Linked DNA regions of Homo sapiens: region 2 is linked to region 1. A link is a loop called in an ENCODE intact Hi-C map of the cell type or tissue named here. Cell type or tissue: heart left ventricle. All regions are shown on one strand. Each heading gives the region's core, and the rest is flanking DNA. Links, peaks and the distances in the headings are about the cores only.

Evidence for each region. Hi-C counts contacts between places; a loop is a spot of excess contacts. Peaks named below come from ENCODE experiments on the same cell type or tissue, not always from the same donor. Only the 100,000 strongest peaks of a DNase experiment are listed, where the experiment ranks them.
Region 2: a loop joins it to region 1, with 2.6 times the contacts of the local background. A loop is called at or near these places in 5 of 110 quality-filtered maps.

What each region holds. Positions count from the first base shown.
Region 1 is chr10:3,448,034-3,456,366 of GRCh38, reverse strand. All of the region lies in intron 3 of LINC02669 (long intergenic non-protein coding RNA 2669), which reads left to right. All of the region lies in intron 1 of LOC105376360 (a long non-coding RNA gene), which reads right to left. It overlaps LOC124902538 (a long non-coding RNA gene), which reads right to left and starts at 6,733. Exons shown (of 2, transcript XR_007062362.1): 1 at 3,678-6,733. RefSeq lists enhancers at 1-267, 3,468-4,105. In heart left ventricle, for the core only: CTCF peaks have their summits at 744 and 3,887 (motif pointing left); no DNase peak of the experiment used is centred there; H3K4me3 peaks cover 1,101 bases; H3K27ac peaks cover 2,479 bases.
Region 2 is chr10:3,394,779-3,403,111 of GRCh38, reverse strand. All of the region lies in intron 1 of LOC105376360 (a long non-coding RNA gene), which reads right to left. It overlaps LOC105376358 (a long non-coding RNA gene), which reads left to right and starts at 5,757. Exons shown (of 3, transcript XR_930568.3): 1 at 5,757-5,809; 2 at 7,279-7,451; 3 at 7,816-8,333. LOC105376357 (a long non-coding RNA gene) reads right to left here and starts at 5,617. Exons shown (of 2, transcript XR_930567.3): 1 at 5,552-5,617; 2 at 4,678-5,030. RefSeq lists enhancers at 2,926-3,502, 3,503-4,080. In heart left ventricle, for the core only: no CTCF peak of the experiment used is centred there; a DNase peak (open chromatin) is centred at 3,742; H3K27ac peaks cover 446 bases.

The DNA of each region.
Region 1 (8,333 bases), core at 26-8,025:
CCAGCGGGAATGCGTGCGTATCTCAGTGTGTGAGAGCATGAGTACCCCAGCATGGATGCGTGCGTATCTCAGTGTGTGAGAGCGTGAGTACCCCAGTGTGTGATCCCAGTGTTTGAATGCATGTGTACCCCAGTGTGGATGCATGAGTATCCCAGTGTGTGAAAGCTGGAGACATAGTGAAGCTATGTGATTCACTCTCACAAATCAAGAACCAACAACGTGTAAGGCTGGTGGGTTCAGCCCAGTAATGCACAGCATGGTTAGTGACAAAAGAGAAGGAAGACTAAGTGCACAGCTGACCAGGCCATTCAAAACAAAAGTGTGTAGAACCATGTGTGCATGTGTATATGTTTACCTGTGTGTGCATGTGTGTGTGTGTGCATGCATGTGTGTGCCTGTGTGTGTGTGTGTGTGTGGATTCTGAACCTGCCGAAATGCTTAAAGCAGACAGGATATGATGCAAGTTTCTTCAACCAAAGCTGAAAATTACATTTCTCATCTAGAGTGGAAATGAGAAGATAATTTGAAAAACATGAGCATTTTGTTAAATTAATCCAGGTAGAAGGAGGTCATCAGCTGTAATTTAATAAAACTAATTGGAAATTAACTACCAATAAATAATTTGTACCCTGAGGCTTTGAAATTTACCATAAAGCAACGTGGTACTCAGCACAGCTGCTCTGCATAGCTTGAGCGGGCCCCACAGGCAGGAAAGGGTGAGGGGAAGGAAGAGCAGGAACTGCGGCCGGAAGGCTAAATCACGTCAGGGGAAAACCTTGAGTTTGCTGGTGCAGGAAATTTTGCCTATGGGAAAATGCATACTTTCTGTCTAGAGTCATGGAGTCTCCGTGTGAGGTTGGGGTGGTGAGGATCGGGCTCAAAGATAACACAAATGCATGTGTAGCCAATTGCCAAGGGGCACGGTGAACAGGGACTTGTCCTTTCCCTGTTAGGGCTTTCAAATCTCAGAGTAACTGGTGACCTGGGGAATGTGGGTGTGTGGAACCTTCCCCACCCCACCGGACCGCATTTCCCAGTAACAGGATGGATGCCATCCATTCGACTTTGCACCATCTCCAGGTCTCCAAAGACCCACGTATGACGGAAAGAAACATTTGCCAACATGAGGCCTGCCTTAGCCACCAGCAGCCACTTAGAAGACACCGTGAAATCAGGAAATGAGATTCTCAGGCTTCACAGGGTCTTTGTTAATGTTGCTTTCTTGGTTTCCTAAAATCCATTTTTTTAAATTAAAAAAAAGTCCAGCTCAGAAGTAAATGGCTTAATTTATCCTAAGACTATTTTGGAAACATACACCTTCAGACTTGCAGCTAGATCTAATTTATCCCTAGACAACGGCCTTTCTGAGGTCCCTGAATCATAAACTCCATTCTCAAACCAGTCATTGAAAAAGATACAGTATATACACTCTGCCCAAGAAATATGATTTTTTCCTGCAAGGAGACAGAAAAGAGGAAAGACACTTGAATTTGTTCAGCCTTTCCTTTGTTATTTTTATTTCAAATGAGTGGAGTGTTTTAAAAGCTTCATCTACAAAATTAGGGGGTAAAAATCACAGCTACAGAAAGCTAAAAGCATCCATCCAATGGCATCAAATATTTATGGGTGTAAACTTTGAATGAAAGATCTCAAGTCACTTTGAAATGTTTTAAGTGAATAATTAAATTTTAAAGCAACCACTGTGCCGGCGCGGTCGCTCACGCCTGTAATCTAGCACTTTGGGAGGCCGAGGCAGGCGGATTGCCTGAGCTCAGGAGTTTGAGACTAGCCTGGGCAACATGGCTAAACCCCATCTCTACTAAAAAAGTAGCTGGGCGTGGTAGCTCGCACCTGTAATCCCAGATACTCGGGAGGCTGAGGCACGAGAATCGCTTGAACCTGGGAGGCGGAGGTTGCAGTGAGCCAAGATAGTGCCACTGCACTCCAGCCTGGGCAACAGAGTGAGACTCTGTCTCAAAAAAGTAAAAATAAAATAAAATAAAACAACCGCTGGAAGGCCTGGTGCTGTGAGTGGCACCGTCGTTGCAAGGACCACACTTGGGCCTGTTTCTGCCGCTTGGTCATGAGACAGAACAGAATCCATTGGGGATGTTATGGAGAAGGACAACGTGGCTAAACTGAAGGAAGAATTTTCTCTTTTTTTCTTTTTCTTTCTTTCTTTTTTTTTTTTTTTTTTAGAGACGGAGTTTCTCTCCTATAGCCCAGGCTGGAGTGCAATGGCATGATCTCGGCTCACTGCAACCTCTGCCTCCCGGGTTCAAGAGATTCTTCCGCCTCAGCCTCCCAAGTAGCTGGGATTATGGGTGCCCGCCACCACGCCCTGCTAATTTTTGTATCTTTAATAAAGACAGGGTTTCACTATGTTGGTCAGGCTGATCTTGAACTCCTGACCTCATGACCTGCCCGCCTCGGCCTCCCAAAGTGCTGATATTACAGGCATGAGCCACCAAGCCCAGCTGAATTTTCTATTAACCCTGACTGAGCAGCAATAAATAGGCCACCAGTAATAGAGAACATCAGGTTAGCTGAATGGACAGCTGTCAGCAGCAGAAAGAAGGTTTTTAATTGAGGAGGAAGTTAAATTACATTCACTTAAAGGTTACATTCAGTTCTGATATTTTGATGCATGTTTTACAAAATATTGTATTCTACGGCAAGAGTTATTGCTCTCTACACTTTCCTTGGGAGGAATTACATCATGGTCCACTGTCCCCAAGAAAAACCCTTGAGGAGATACAGGCTTCAGAGTTCTTCTTTTCTTTTTCAATCTTCAAAATATGGTATATTCACCATATTTTTCCACAGGACCCTAAGCAGGGCTAGAGCAGTCATCTATTTGTAAAATACGTTAATACTTCTGTACTAATTGTATACATATTCAGAATAAAGGACTTAGAAAGCTTGTCATCAATATTGTATAAATCTGCTCACTTTTTGCTGCCATATGTATTTTGGTGTCAGTTCTACAAATATGACTTTGTTTTCAGACTTTTCCTGATTTTAGAATTTGCACATGAGAAATCATATCTTAGATTTTAGAATCAGCCATTACCAAGGTTTAACTCTGGCCCCATCTGCTAAAAGACATGTCCTTGAGCAAACGATTTCATCAGTTTCTCTTTAGCATGTTACGATGGGGGTTAGAAAAGGCTGAGCGGCATGTCCCTGTGTGATAGTACATTCCAAACCTATGACTGGAAATAAAAAGCGTTGTATTTTCACTGAGGTCAGAGAAAAACATCAGAGCTTACTAGAAGATGCGTGCCCTCCTTCCTAGAGTAAAAGCTCTTTGAAGTAGCATTTGTATGTTTTTGTGTTTGCAGCCAGTACTCTATACTCTAATTTTCTAAAATTAAATTGAATTACAGTGAGGAAAGAGAAATTCGGTGAAGAGATGAAAAGACTCCTGAGTCATTCTGAAGGCTTCTCTGGAAGGAAGCCCTAGAATTCACTTTTGCAGTGCTTTCAGAAGAGGATGAAATCAGCCCCTTCCAGCCTCAATCGTCCTGCCCCACAGAAGGCCTTGGGGATAATAGCCCTGAGGTCCCTTCTTTTCCTGTATTCTTAAGAATTCACAGTTCTTTTTGGAGAGGAAGATGGCAAATTAATAATAATAATGATAGTAATGTAACAATAATAATAAAACAAAGACCTACCTTAGAGTTGTCAATTAAACAGTACCAATATATAGCTCAGGTAGTTTGTGTTTGATAAGATGATTCACTTTGCACCAGGTTTGAGAATATCCTGTTGTACTTCTTTGCAAATTCTTTTCTGAAACAGGATGTTTTCATTGTCTTACAATTGCTGCTATAGAAAAGAAAGGCCCTGATTTGAAATAGGCTGGTAACCCCTACTGGGAGAAAGCAGTAGTCCCTGTGTCAAAGCCTTTCCTCAAAACGAAAGTCATGTTGCTTTTGGGATGAATTCCGGGGGCTGAAGGCCTGCTGTAGCTCCCTGTAAATCAGACTTCCTGGCTAGATTAAGCACTCAACAATGCTGAACAGACCGCAAATGTTATTGCAAGCAAAATCCTATTTTAATCTGCCCTCCTGACTCTTGGAATGTTAAATTCAACTGCAACTTGGAAAGTTCCATCCCTTTGATCTCCCATCGAAGTGGGCTTATTTTTGAAGTAAAAGCTGCTTACTTTGGGATTTGACGTCTTTAAAAGTACTTTTTTTAAGTCAAATACGTTAAGCATCCTCTCTGATTCATGAAAAGGCAGTTTTTCTTTCCCTTGGGATGCTGTATTTATATGAAGGCATGGGAGGCAGGGAAGAACAATGTGGAATGTGTGAGTTTGTAAGATGTTCACATTCCCAAAATAAATGGGATCTGCTGCTTTAAGGGTAGTAGGCAGTGTGGGTAGGTGCCCGGTGCAATTGACCTCCTTGCTAGAAAATCACAGATCATTAGCACTGGCAGTGACTCTGTTATGTTTACAACCCATTGCAAAACAGCAGTGAAAACAAAGCAGTGTGGGTGAAACACAGAATCTATCATCTATCACGCTTTGCCTAGTAAAGCTCTGTAAGTGCTGGCATCTTTGCTGAGAACCCAGACAAGCCCTCTTCTGTTTGGGCATAGGATAGTTCTGACCTAGAAATGACCACCTAGAAACAGGCAGAACCAGAACATGGTATTTAGAGGAAAGAGGAGGAGGGAGGAGGAATCGGCTTAGCAATGACCCACAAGTATTCAAAGGGTGTCCTACACAATGCTGTGTGGCACCCTTGGCCAGACTGCAGGTGCCTTCAAGCTGAAGGCTTTATCAAGATAGATGGACAGGTTCTTCAGGCCCAGTGGAGCTTTACAGGGAGGTGCAGGGAGGAAGAGAAGTTCTGAGATCCTGCTGCAACCTGCCCACCACTCTTCATTCCTGCCGATCATGGGTAGTTAGGGTATGTGACCATGCCCTCCATTCAACCTTGTAAGATTAAGCTCTTTCTCTACAATGTGACTCAACTCATAAGTGACCTTCTATGGAAATGAATTCACTTTGCAGCAGTGATTACTGTAATGACCTCTTGCTCCTCCATGGTGGCTTTCATCTGAGAAGCTTCAGCACCTTCTAAACAATAATTAGCCACACCACTATGTGGTCTTCGCAATTGAATAAATTAAGCACAATCAACCTTGAACTACCTGAATCTTAATGACTTACATGGGGCCACATAATGGCTAGTGGCACACCACGAAGAACCTGAGAACGTCCATGTCTAGTCCCTATTCTAGCCTGTGTTAAACGGTGTTATTTTAATTCTGTTTTTGAAACTATATTCTACTAACATACTTAGAAAAAGATGATTCATTGAGTTTTGTCCATCTCAAATGAGGAAAGAGAGAAACAAGGATAAACTGAAGGAAAACATAACTTGAAGAGGGGAGAAAAGAGAAGCGGGACTTATCCTCGGTGAGGTTTGGAAAGTACTGTGATTCTGCACACTTCATCTCATGACATATTTATGTTTCTAGGAATCAAGTGCTCAAAGCACCCTCATTCTAGGCCTCTGCTCTGAGTTCACACTCTAGGTGGGCCCGTTCTTCCCAAGGTGACTTCACGTGGCACTGCTCTCTCCCTTCTCCATTCCTGTAGTCCTGTCATCTTTTTAGCCTGTGTTGCTAATATTAGATGGCATACTAGGACGGAAGTTAAAGTAATTCATCCTAAGTTTGGGATTAACTTTGAATTTTTGATAAAGCCTAGCTTTTGATAGAAGGTTAGTAAATGTAAGTTGAATAAAAGGAAGAAAGGAAGGGAGGGAGGGAGAAAAGGAAGAAAGAGGGGAGAGAAGAAAGGAAAAGAAGAAGAAGTGTAGGTGAATAGAAGTATAGAGACAGAATGTTTAAGAAGCCCAGCTGGGTAAATTTGGGAATTATCCCTGAGAGGCAAGGATAGTTCATCATAGATGAATCAATAAATGCAATATACCACATGAAGAGAATGAAGGATAAAAATTACACAATCATTTCAATAGATTCAGAAAAGGCATTTGGTAACATTCAACATCGTCTCATGATGAAAACTGTCAACACATTAGGTATTGAAGGAACATACCTCAACATCAAACAAGCCATACATGGCAAGCCCACAGATAGCATCATACTCGAAGGTAAAAAGCTGAAAGCTTTTTCTCTAAGATCAGGAGCAAGACAGGGATTCCCACGTTCTCCACTTCTATTCAACATAGTGCTGGAGTCCTAGACAGAGCAATTAGGTGAGAAAAAAAAGTAAAAGGCATTCACATTAGAGAGGAAGAAGTAAAATTGTCTTTGTGTGCAGATAGCATGATCTTATATACAGAAAACCCAGAAGACTCCACCAAAAATCTGTTAGAACTGTTGAATGAAGTTAGCAAAGTTGCAAGATAGAAAATCAACATACAAAAACCAGTAGCATTCTCTACATTAAAAATGAACCACCCAAAATAGAAATTAAGAAAACAATCCTGTTGTAATAGCATCATAAAGAATAAAATACTTAGGTATAAACTTAACTGAGGTGGTAAAAGCTCTATATACTGAAAGCTAAACAACTATGATGAGAAAAATTAGATAAAAATAAATGGAAAAGTATTTCATGTTCATGGATTAGAAAAATTAATATTGTTTAATGTCCACACCACTCAAAAGGATCTACAGATTCAACACAATTCCTATCAAAATTTCAGAGGCTTTTTTTTCAAAGAAATAGAAAAAGGAATCCTAAAATTCATAAGCAATCACAAAGAATTCTAATAGCCAAAGCAATGTTGAGCAAAAAGAACAAAGATAGAGGCACTCTACCTCTTGATTTCAAATTTCATTACGTGCTATGATAATGAAGACAGGATGGTACTGGCATAAAAAAAACAGACCCACAAACCAATGAAATAGAATAGAGAGCCCAGAAATAAATGTATACATATATACAGTCAATTAATTTTTGATAGGGTGCCAAGAATACACAATGAGGAAATGATAGACTCTTCAATAAATGGTGCAGGGAGAACTGAATATCCACATATGGAAGAGTGAAATTGGATCCTTGTACCATATAGAAAAATCAACTCTAAATGGACTTAAGATTTAATCATAAGACCTGAAAGTGTAAGACTCCCAGAAGAAAACATCGGGGAAAAGTTTGTTGTCATTGATTGGTCTTGGCAGTGTTTTTCTGGATATGACACCAAAAGCACAGACAACAAATGTCAAAATAAACAAGCAAAATATACCTAACTATAAAGCTCTGCACAGTAGAAGAAACAATCTACAAAATAGAAAGGCAACCTAGAGAATGAAAAAAAAGTGTGCAAGTCATATATCTGATAAGGGATTAGCATCCAAAATATACAAATAATTTATACAAATAGCAAAAAAAAAAAATCAAATAACCTGATTATAAAAGGGATAAAAGACCTGAATAGGCATTTCTCCAAGGAAGACACACAAAAGATAAACAGGTTCATGAAAAAGTGCTCAACATCACTAATTATCAGTAAATCAAAAGCACAACGAGATATCACCTCACACCTGTGAGAATGGCTATTATTCAGAAAAAAAAAAAGATAAGAAGTGTTAGTTACTGAAGATGTAGAGAAAAAGAAACCTGTGTACATTGCTAGTGGAAATACTGGTACAGCCATTGTAGAAAACAGTCGGAGGTTTCTCAAAAAAAAGTAAGCATAGAAACATCAAATTGTCCAGCAATTGCACTTTGGGGTATATATCCAAAGGAAATAAAATTAGTATCTCTAAGAGATCTCTGAACCCTGTGTTTGTTGCAAAGTTATTCACTACAGCCACGACGTGGAAACAGCCTCAATGCTCATTGGTGGATGAATGGATAAAGAAAATGGGGCATATTTGTACAAGGGAATATTATTCAGCCTTTAAAAAGAAGGAAATGTTGTCATTTGCAACAACATGGATGAACCTGGAGGACATTATGCTAAGTGAAATAATCCAAGCACAGAAAAATACCACATGACTTCATTTATATATGGAACCTAAAATAGTTAAATTCATAGAAGCAGAAAGGAGAGTGGTGATTACCAGGGGCTGGGAGAAGGGAGGAACAGGGCATTGATGGTCAAAGGGAACAAAGTTTCAGTTATGCCAGGTGGATGCGGTATGAGCTCTACTCTACAGCATAGCACCCATAGCTAACAAGACTGTATTGTGTACTTAAAATTGCTAAGACAGTGGATCTTATGTGAACGCTTCATAAAACAACAAACAACAACAACTTAACAATAATAATAACGGGGTGGAAGAAAACCCTTGGAGGTGAGGGATGTGTTTACCACCCTGATGATGGTGCTGGTTTC
Region 2 (8,333 bases), core at 220-8,219, 53 kb after region 1:
AAAACTTTGATACCTTTTTATGAAAAAGCTTCCACATAAAACATAATTACTGTAATGAAGAAGCATTGCTTCTCATTGAGGATTTCTGGCAACGATTTTGTTCAATTTGCTGAGGAATGTCGGGATGAACTGACAGGGGTAACCCCTGAAGAGAAACCACCAAAGATAATTCTTAAGGAGAGCAGATGAAACAAAGCAGGATGGAAGGCAATTATCTGTTGCAGTTAAGTATCATACATTTCTAAGACGGAAGCACAATGCCATCAGTCAGCTGAACTGGACATCTATCAAAGAGAGCATTTTACTTTCTGTCCTATTAATGGTGTCTCATAATAAAATAATAATTTGCATTTCTATTGTGCCTTTCATCTCATAGGATTTTATAGATGCTAAATTATTTAGCTTTATAACAACTCGGAGACGTGAATTTCTTGAGATGCTAACCTGAGGCATTGATAAACTGAATGACCTCCCCAAGGGCACAGCTCGAATAGATCCTGAAGAACAGCTTAATCCTGTCCCCCAGGGGCATTTCTGCTGCCTCATATTTTATGGTTAAGCTTATCTGAGCACTTTTCTCACCCAAACAGATGTTTCTTTTTAAACTCCAATCAAAATCACCCCATCATTACGTGACATAAAGAATTATAGCCAAGTAAATCCCTTCAGAATATAGCTTAGTCTCTGTGCCTTTTTTTTCATTATTAGTGACCGGATCATCTGACAAGCATTGAGGAACTGGTAGAGAATCTGGGATCTTTTAGAGGGACATCCTTCCACGCACTGCACGAATATGTCACCCTGTTTTGCATGGCGTATAGCTGGCCTTCACTTATGAGAGTACTTCAGGATTTTGTGCTTAAATTTTATAGTGTCTATATCGATAACGGAATAATAATGGCAGACATAATTTTGTATTCAGCCTTCCTAATTTAGCTCACCCCAAATTGAGCCTGGAGGTAGAATCCGTGAAGCCAGGGGGAAAAAGAGATTAGGATTGAGAAAGAGGGTAATTAAACATTTCCCAGGCTAGAGAGGCTGAAGAAGAAATAAAATTGGGTTGGCATAAGAATATAAAACTGAGGACTGAAGACCTCTTCCTATGCACGAGCCACGTCCCGTGTTAAATAATTAACTGGTTGGCCATTGGGCTGAGGCACTCCAGGGCCCTGGGCTGCTATATAGGCAAGCAAAACCCAACTCAGTCTAAATAGTAACAGGAAACTTAAGCTCGATCAATCAGAAACCGCCAAATCCCCACCAAGTGGAGACTTTACCAATCAGTAACTGCTAAGGAACCCCTCTAGCTGGGGACTTTCCACTTTAACCAATCACGTGTTTCTTTGTCCTGCTTCCAGAGACACCTTGTAAACGTTTTCCCTCCCACCCTCTTATGGAGCTCTTAGAAGCTTGTGGTTTGTTGCTGCCTGATTCATGAATCGCTGTCAGCTCAAATAAACTTGTCAAATTTTTCATGTGCCTAAATTTATCTTTTAACATCCCTCAAATATGTAAGCCTTGTTTACATTAAGGATGAGAAACAGATTTCTATTTTCTAATCTAAACTTTTCTCCATGAAACATTCTAGAATGTCTTCCAAAAATGATTTGTACGTAGATAATATTTCTGAGAAACAAACATAGACTCTTAATTGGTGCATACCAAATCCCAGTTTCTTACAATGATTTTTTGATTGTGAATTGGATTTTGGTGGGGGAGGTTGGAATTTGGAAGGAGATATTACAACACTCACTGTTCCTTTAGTTGTCTGAGTAGGTACTGTTAACTAACTAACAGTGGTCACCCAAAAGATGGTGGTCACCCCATTGTGATCTAAAAGACAGTGGTAACCCTAAAGACAGAGGTCACCAGAAGTGCTGATTTGTGTTGAGGCAAAGGCAGACACACAATCCCGGGGTCCTGTGGGGTCCTGAAGCCAGTGTTCTCAGGGCACAGGAAAGTGGCGGGTGCACTGAGCCAATATTAACTGCTGCAGGGAATGTAGTTCACTCTGGTGTAATTGGTATTGTGTGTAAGGACCTCCCCTCCCCTCCCCTTCCCTTCCCTTCTCCAGACAGAGTCTCACTTTGTTGCCCAGGCTGGAGTGCATTGGCTCTATCTCTGCTCACTGCAACCTCCGCCTCCCGGGTTCAAGCGACTCTCCTGCCTCAGCATCCTGGGTAGCTGGGATTACAGGCACCCACCATCACACCTGGCTAATTTTTGTATTTTTGGTAGAGATGGGGTTTCACCATGTTAGTCAGGCTGGTCTCGAACTCCTGACCTCAGGCGATCTGCCCTCCTCGGCCTCCCAAAGTGCTGGGATTACAGACATGAGCCACTGCACCCAGCCAAGACATTTTCTTTTCTGCTTTTAAAGCATTATACTTATCTCAAAACATTCAATATAGCAAAAAAAAAAAAAAAAAGAGGGAAACATCCCAAAGCATCTGGCCTTCCCTCTTCATCCTTCCCCCTTGCCACCCTTTTAATCAAATCATCCGGACACCAACCAGGGTCACTGGGCCTACACAGTTCTGCGCGGTGCTAACAGGAAATCACTTTGTTTAGAACAAAAAATCACTTGTGATCACATCGCTTTGCTTGCTGGACAAAAATGCTTTAAAGATGATGTAATTAAATGTATTTAAATAAACTCTTGACACGGGTGTGAACTATTTTTAAATGAAAATAATTTTTTAACTGATCTCTCATTCCTCTGTGCACACTTTCAGAACTCTTACATACTATTTTTATAACAATTGAACCTGCTACCTAGCGGGATAGAATCGGTCTAGTGCTATCTCCTGAAATGTAATTACATACAGGAGGAAAAAGGCTGCTAGGTGTAGTATGGGAGATGCCGCTTCTTTTCAATACCATCACCGTCAGAGAATACACTGTAAAACTTGTTTTTCTACCATTTTCAGATTTCTTTTTGCTAGTTGCAGTATCTGAATTTGCTTTATTATTTACAAAGCTTGACAGTTTAAAACATGGTTTTCACCGACATGCCCTTGTACTTGTGTGATGGGGTTATTGTCTCTGCAGTAAATTCAGAATTCGATTGTCATGAGGCAGCTTAGTCGACCTCTGATCAACACACTCACTCAGAGAGTTTTCTAACCTCCAGGAAGGAAATAGCCCCAGGGCTGCTCGCATTTCTTTCTCTTTCTGAGCACTGCCCTTTCAGTGCTTTACCTAGTTTTCTTTATCATAGCCAATGTTCCCTACAGGCAGGAGTTCAGTGACAGTGGGGTGTGAAAACTTTGTATCCGAGCGTGGACATTAATCCTCCTGCCCCTCTGGAGCAACAACAGTGAAGGGAAGTGGGCCAGTTTGGGCAACATAGTGACTGCACAAAAATCACAGGGAGTTCACAGAGGATGGAATCTCATCCAGTTAACCTATTCCTGACCCTGAAAACACACACACACACACGTGCACACGAGAACACACACGCGCGCGCACACACACGCACACACGTACGCACACACCCGCACGCACACATGCACACGCACACCCACACACGCACAGACACGTGCACACGCATCACACACGCGCGTGCACACGCATCACACACGCGCACGCACACGCACACGCACGCACGCACGCACTTGCACACGTGCACACACATGCACATGGACACACACGCACGCACACACACACGCTACTGACGGCTCGCACAGCTCCAGGGGTGTCTGAAGCCTGTGATCATCAGCACCAGGGACCCAGAGACAAAACCAGCAGCCACAGCCAGGCCTCCAGGCTTCCTGTGGCTCCGCCCAGCACAGCACTGTATCTGATGTGTCGGGCGGAAGCTTCGTTGAAGACAAACATCCATTGTTAATTTCTGAGGCCGTGTCTGTTTGGCAGATGTGAGGTTATGGTCGGTCAGCGATGTCTGTCCACACATAGGCACGCCTCTGGACTCACTGAATCAGACACCCTGGGACCCGGCTCTGCGATCTCCGTCTTCCAAGCCGTGCAGGTGATGCTGGACCACACTTCAGTTGAGAATGAAGGGATGGAAATTATTTTAAATTGAAAACTCCTGAACAGTCAGCAGCCGCAGAAAGAAACTACCTCCACTTAAGCAGCTGCCCCAGGAAGCAGAGCTGCTTTGACCCCTCTGGGGGCATATCCTGCTTGGAGGAAGACTAAACCCCCCCCACACCGAGCAGTGCAGTACAGGCCGGGCATGGTGGCTCACGCCTGTCATCCCAGAGCTTGGGGAGGCTGACGATCATCTGAGGTCTACTCGAGACCAGCCTGGCCAACATGGTGAAACCCCATCTTTACTAAAAATACAAAAATTAGCCGGGTGTGGTGGCGCACTCCTGTAATCCCAGCTACTCAGGAGGCTGAGGCAGGAGAATCTCTTGAACCTGGGAGGCAGAAGTTGCAGTGAGCCGAGATCACACCACTGCCCGTCAGCCTGGGCAACAGAGAGAGACTCCATCTCAAAAAAAAAATAAAACAAAACAAAACAAAACCAGTTCGGATCAGCTGCCCATTAGCGTCAAGACCGAAAGGACCTTCCACACTCCCCGTGAAGCCCTGAGCCCCTGTTTTTATTGTGTTTGCTGGTATATAAACCCTTTCCTCATTACTGTGTCCTCACGTGTGTGTGCATGAGCACAGCCGATGGACCTTGCTCTCCCTCCTGTCCACCTGTCTGCTGTCCGTTCACTTGCAGACCCCAGATATTTCAAGCTATGACAGTAGAGAAAAAAGTCTCCCCAACAATAGAGAAAAAAGTCTCCCCAACAAGAACTGCTGCTGTCAGCCTGCTCACCTGCACCATGGTTCCCACCAGCACTCCTGTTACAAGTGACAGATGAAAACTCACGCGGAAGACGACCTCAGAGCCAACATTCCTGGAAGGAGGCTGCGCTGGGGGCCGTGCTGGGGGCTTCACGTGGAATATCTCATCTTCCCCACACAATGACTTTGCAAGATGGAAAACACTCGTCCACCCCAGCTGACCGATGGGGACAGGTTTGGAGAAAGCAGAGCCAAGGCAGGCACTGATGGAAACACGCGGAGAAGAGGGCGAGTGAGCTCGGCGCCGGTGGCGGGGGCACGCAGGGAAGAGGGCGAGTGAGCTCGGCGCCGGGGGGCACGCAGGGCAAACACCGGGCTAATCGGGTGAGGGGGCGCAGCAGACACGCTGCTGCGGGTAGGATTTTCTTTTGGTCTCAGATCTGATTTTGTGAAATGGGAACATGAGCAGCACCTCAGGTTTCTGTGCTAAGTGAAGCAATTCCTGCAGTGCCTGGCATGTTGGGGGGCTCCACACCTCAGAGTCCTCCTGCTGACCCTGAGGTCATTTCTCTCCCCTGCTCAGGGGAGCCCAGGGGACCTTCAGTCCAGACCTGACCTGCCCCTCACCTGCTGAGTAAGTTCAGGTAAACGATTTACTAGCTTTCTGTCTGGGCTTCCCCTAACTGTAAAATGAAGCATTGGGGGTGTCTGGGTGGAGGCCTATGCATCTCCCATTCTGTTTAGATTTGAGGCCTCAGTCAACAAAGACTTAGTGAGCACCTACTATGTGCACGGCACTGTGCGAGGAATTAGGGATCTAACACTGAAGCAGGAAGACATGAGCTCAGTCTTGGTGAGGCTTACAGTTTGTAGGGGAGAAACACAATCATCAGTGAATCACAAAGCCAACATTTGATGACAAACTGTGACAGGTTTGCTCTGGTTGCCATAACAGTCTATCACAGACTGGGTGGCTTAAATCACAGACATTTAGTTTTTCATCGTTTCAGAGTCTGGAAGTCCAAGATCAAGGGACCAGAGGGTTGGTGTCTGGAGACGGCTCTCCTCTTGGGTTGCAAATAGCTGCCTTTTCACACCATGCCCTCCCATAGCAGAGAGAGAGAGAAAGGGGGAGGGAGGGAGAGATGGTTGGAGAGAGAAAAAGAGAGGGAGAAGGAGAGAGAGAGAGAGAGGGAGGGAGGGAGAAAGAGAGGGAGAGAGGAGAGGAGAAGAAACGGAGCACACTCTCTGGTATCTTTCCTTTTAAGGAAGCTAATCCTATTGGATTAGGGCCCTGCCCTTGTGACCCAACATAACCTTAATTGCCTCCCTACCCCACATACACCCACTCTGGGGTTTAGCACTTCAGCATGTGAATTTTGGGAGGACACATACATTCAGCCTGTAACAGGTGGTGTGAGGCAAGTTCATTGTTCCGTGTCAGGACCAGTCTAGTTTATCAGGGGCTCAGTAATTCAAACAACTTTACTATGATTTGAGGAAAATATGAGTGACTGAAAAAGAGAACTTAGGCAAACTGGGTGATTTATTTGCCATCTGTCTATAGTATCAACTGAGGTTAGAAACCCCATACTCTGGTATCTAATAACTCGGTTCTGGGCATCTATACAGACTTTTAATATATCCATGTTTCCAAGCCGAGCAGAATGTAGAGGAGAGGGGTGTGGGAGGTGGTAGGGCTGAAGCTTATGGGCAGAGGAGACGAACAGGGCATTGCCCTTTCACAGTCATTGTGGTGTCTGTGAGTGACAGGTGAGTGGCCCAGTATCAGTGTATGTGACAGATTCGGATCTGAAACAGACAGCCCTAAATTAGATTCCAACTCCATCTCTCACTGTCTCTGAGACTTTGAGAAGTTTCCCTAACCTAGAAAACCTCTACCTCCGTATTTACAGAATGGGAGAAAGGCCAGTGCCATGAGGTTGCTTTTAGAATTAATTGGAGTAGCACATGCAAGCCCTCGGCTTTGGGGCTGCTCCGCCGTGTGGCTCCCAGCGCGCTCCGGTCACCTGTCTGCAGCAGGCTCAGGTTCCCGTCCTGAGCCAGTCAGAGTGGCACTCCGGGGTGGACTGTCCCCACAGGGTCTTCAGCCAGCAGCAGCTGGAATGGGCCCCATCAGTGAGACAGAGGACGGAAGGGGAGAGTTGCATTTCCAACCCTGACAGCTAAAGAGCAGAAGATGACAGGTTCCCAGAGACCTGTAAGCACAGACCTGCCAGCTCTTTCATTCCTGGGCTGTGGGCTTTTTTTTTTTTTTTTTTGACAAGCTAAGAGAACAATATTGGGCTTCCCCACAAATGACTGATTTTCTCTGAAGGCAAACCCCCCAGATTACATGCACTCAATCATCTGGGAACCGGGCCAGACCCAAACAGAGGTTTTGTCCATAAGATTTCAGGGCAGCTTTTTTACGGTCAGAGTCTTGCAGAGGGGATGAATTACAGTGGCCACTTAGAAAATTTCCAAATAAAGAAATCCTAATTGTTTCAGGGTCAGTGAGGCCTTCTCTCACCTGAACTGGGATCAGATTAGCAGCAACAACAATGAATGAGTGATGGAGACGGCATCCGGCACCCACAGTACACACAGAATGGTTATGTTTATCTTCCATCTCCTGTGCCAGCTTACTGACATGGGGCACTGCAGTTCCCAGAGCAAGCCTGGTGAGTGGCAGAAGCCCAGAGGCTGCAGACCTGCCTTGTAATTGGGGACATCCCCAGCGCTGCGAGAGTGGTTTTCCTCACACCACCTGGCTCAGCCATCTGGGTTGAAATCCACTGTGCATAATCACCTTTCCAGGCATCTCCCCTGAGATGTGCTCTGACGTGGGCAGGAAGGAAGGCTCACCTGCGAGCATGACATTGCACTCAGAGGCGCATTGCTTCCATCAGTGACCAGACAAACCATTCCCTACATTATTTTTCTGGTCAGGGAGAGCATGAAAAATAATAGCTCATCAGATTTTAAGCGTGCAGGGATCTGACGTGACATTGCTCAGAACAGTCACATTTGTCCCTTCCCATACAGGACTTGTCCCCTGATGAGCACATGGGACAATCATCCAAGTAGAATGAAACCAGCTGGGAGAAGCCACCACACATCCCCTTCAGAAACAGCAACTCTCCCACGCCTGACTGACTTCCTGGTGCCTGGAACTCCTCTGAGTGGAGCAACTCTATTGACTGAGATTATCTCCATAAAGTCCAGGTGAAGGTGAAAATAACAATCTCACCATTTACTGATTGTCAATTTCCTGTCCAATAAGAAAAGAATAAGACTTCAGGGAGGCAGGGCAGGCAACAGGCACGTCTGAGTCCATTTCTCAGCTGAAATCTACAAGAAACTGAGGACCTCAATCCCCCAACCCTGGAGCAATGCAGTCCTGCCGGTATGCTTGTAGGGGTGCTCAGAAGCAGACCCTTCCCCACCTGAGCCTTCAGATGAGTCCTCATCCCTGGCCAGTACCTGAGTGTGGACTTGTGAGTGAGCCAAGCCAGCCATGCCACACAAAGATTCCTGACCCACAAAAACTGTGAGATGATAAA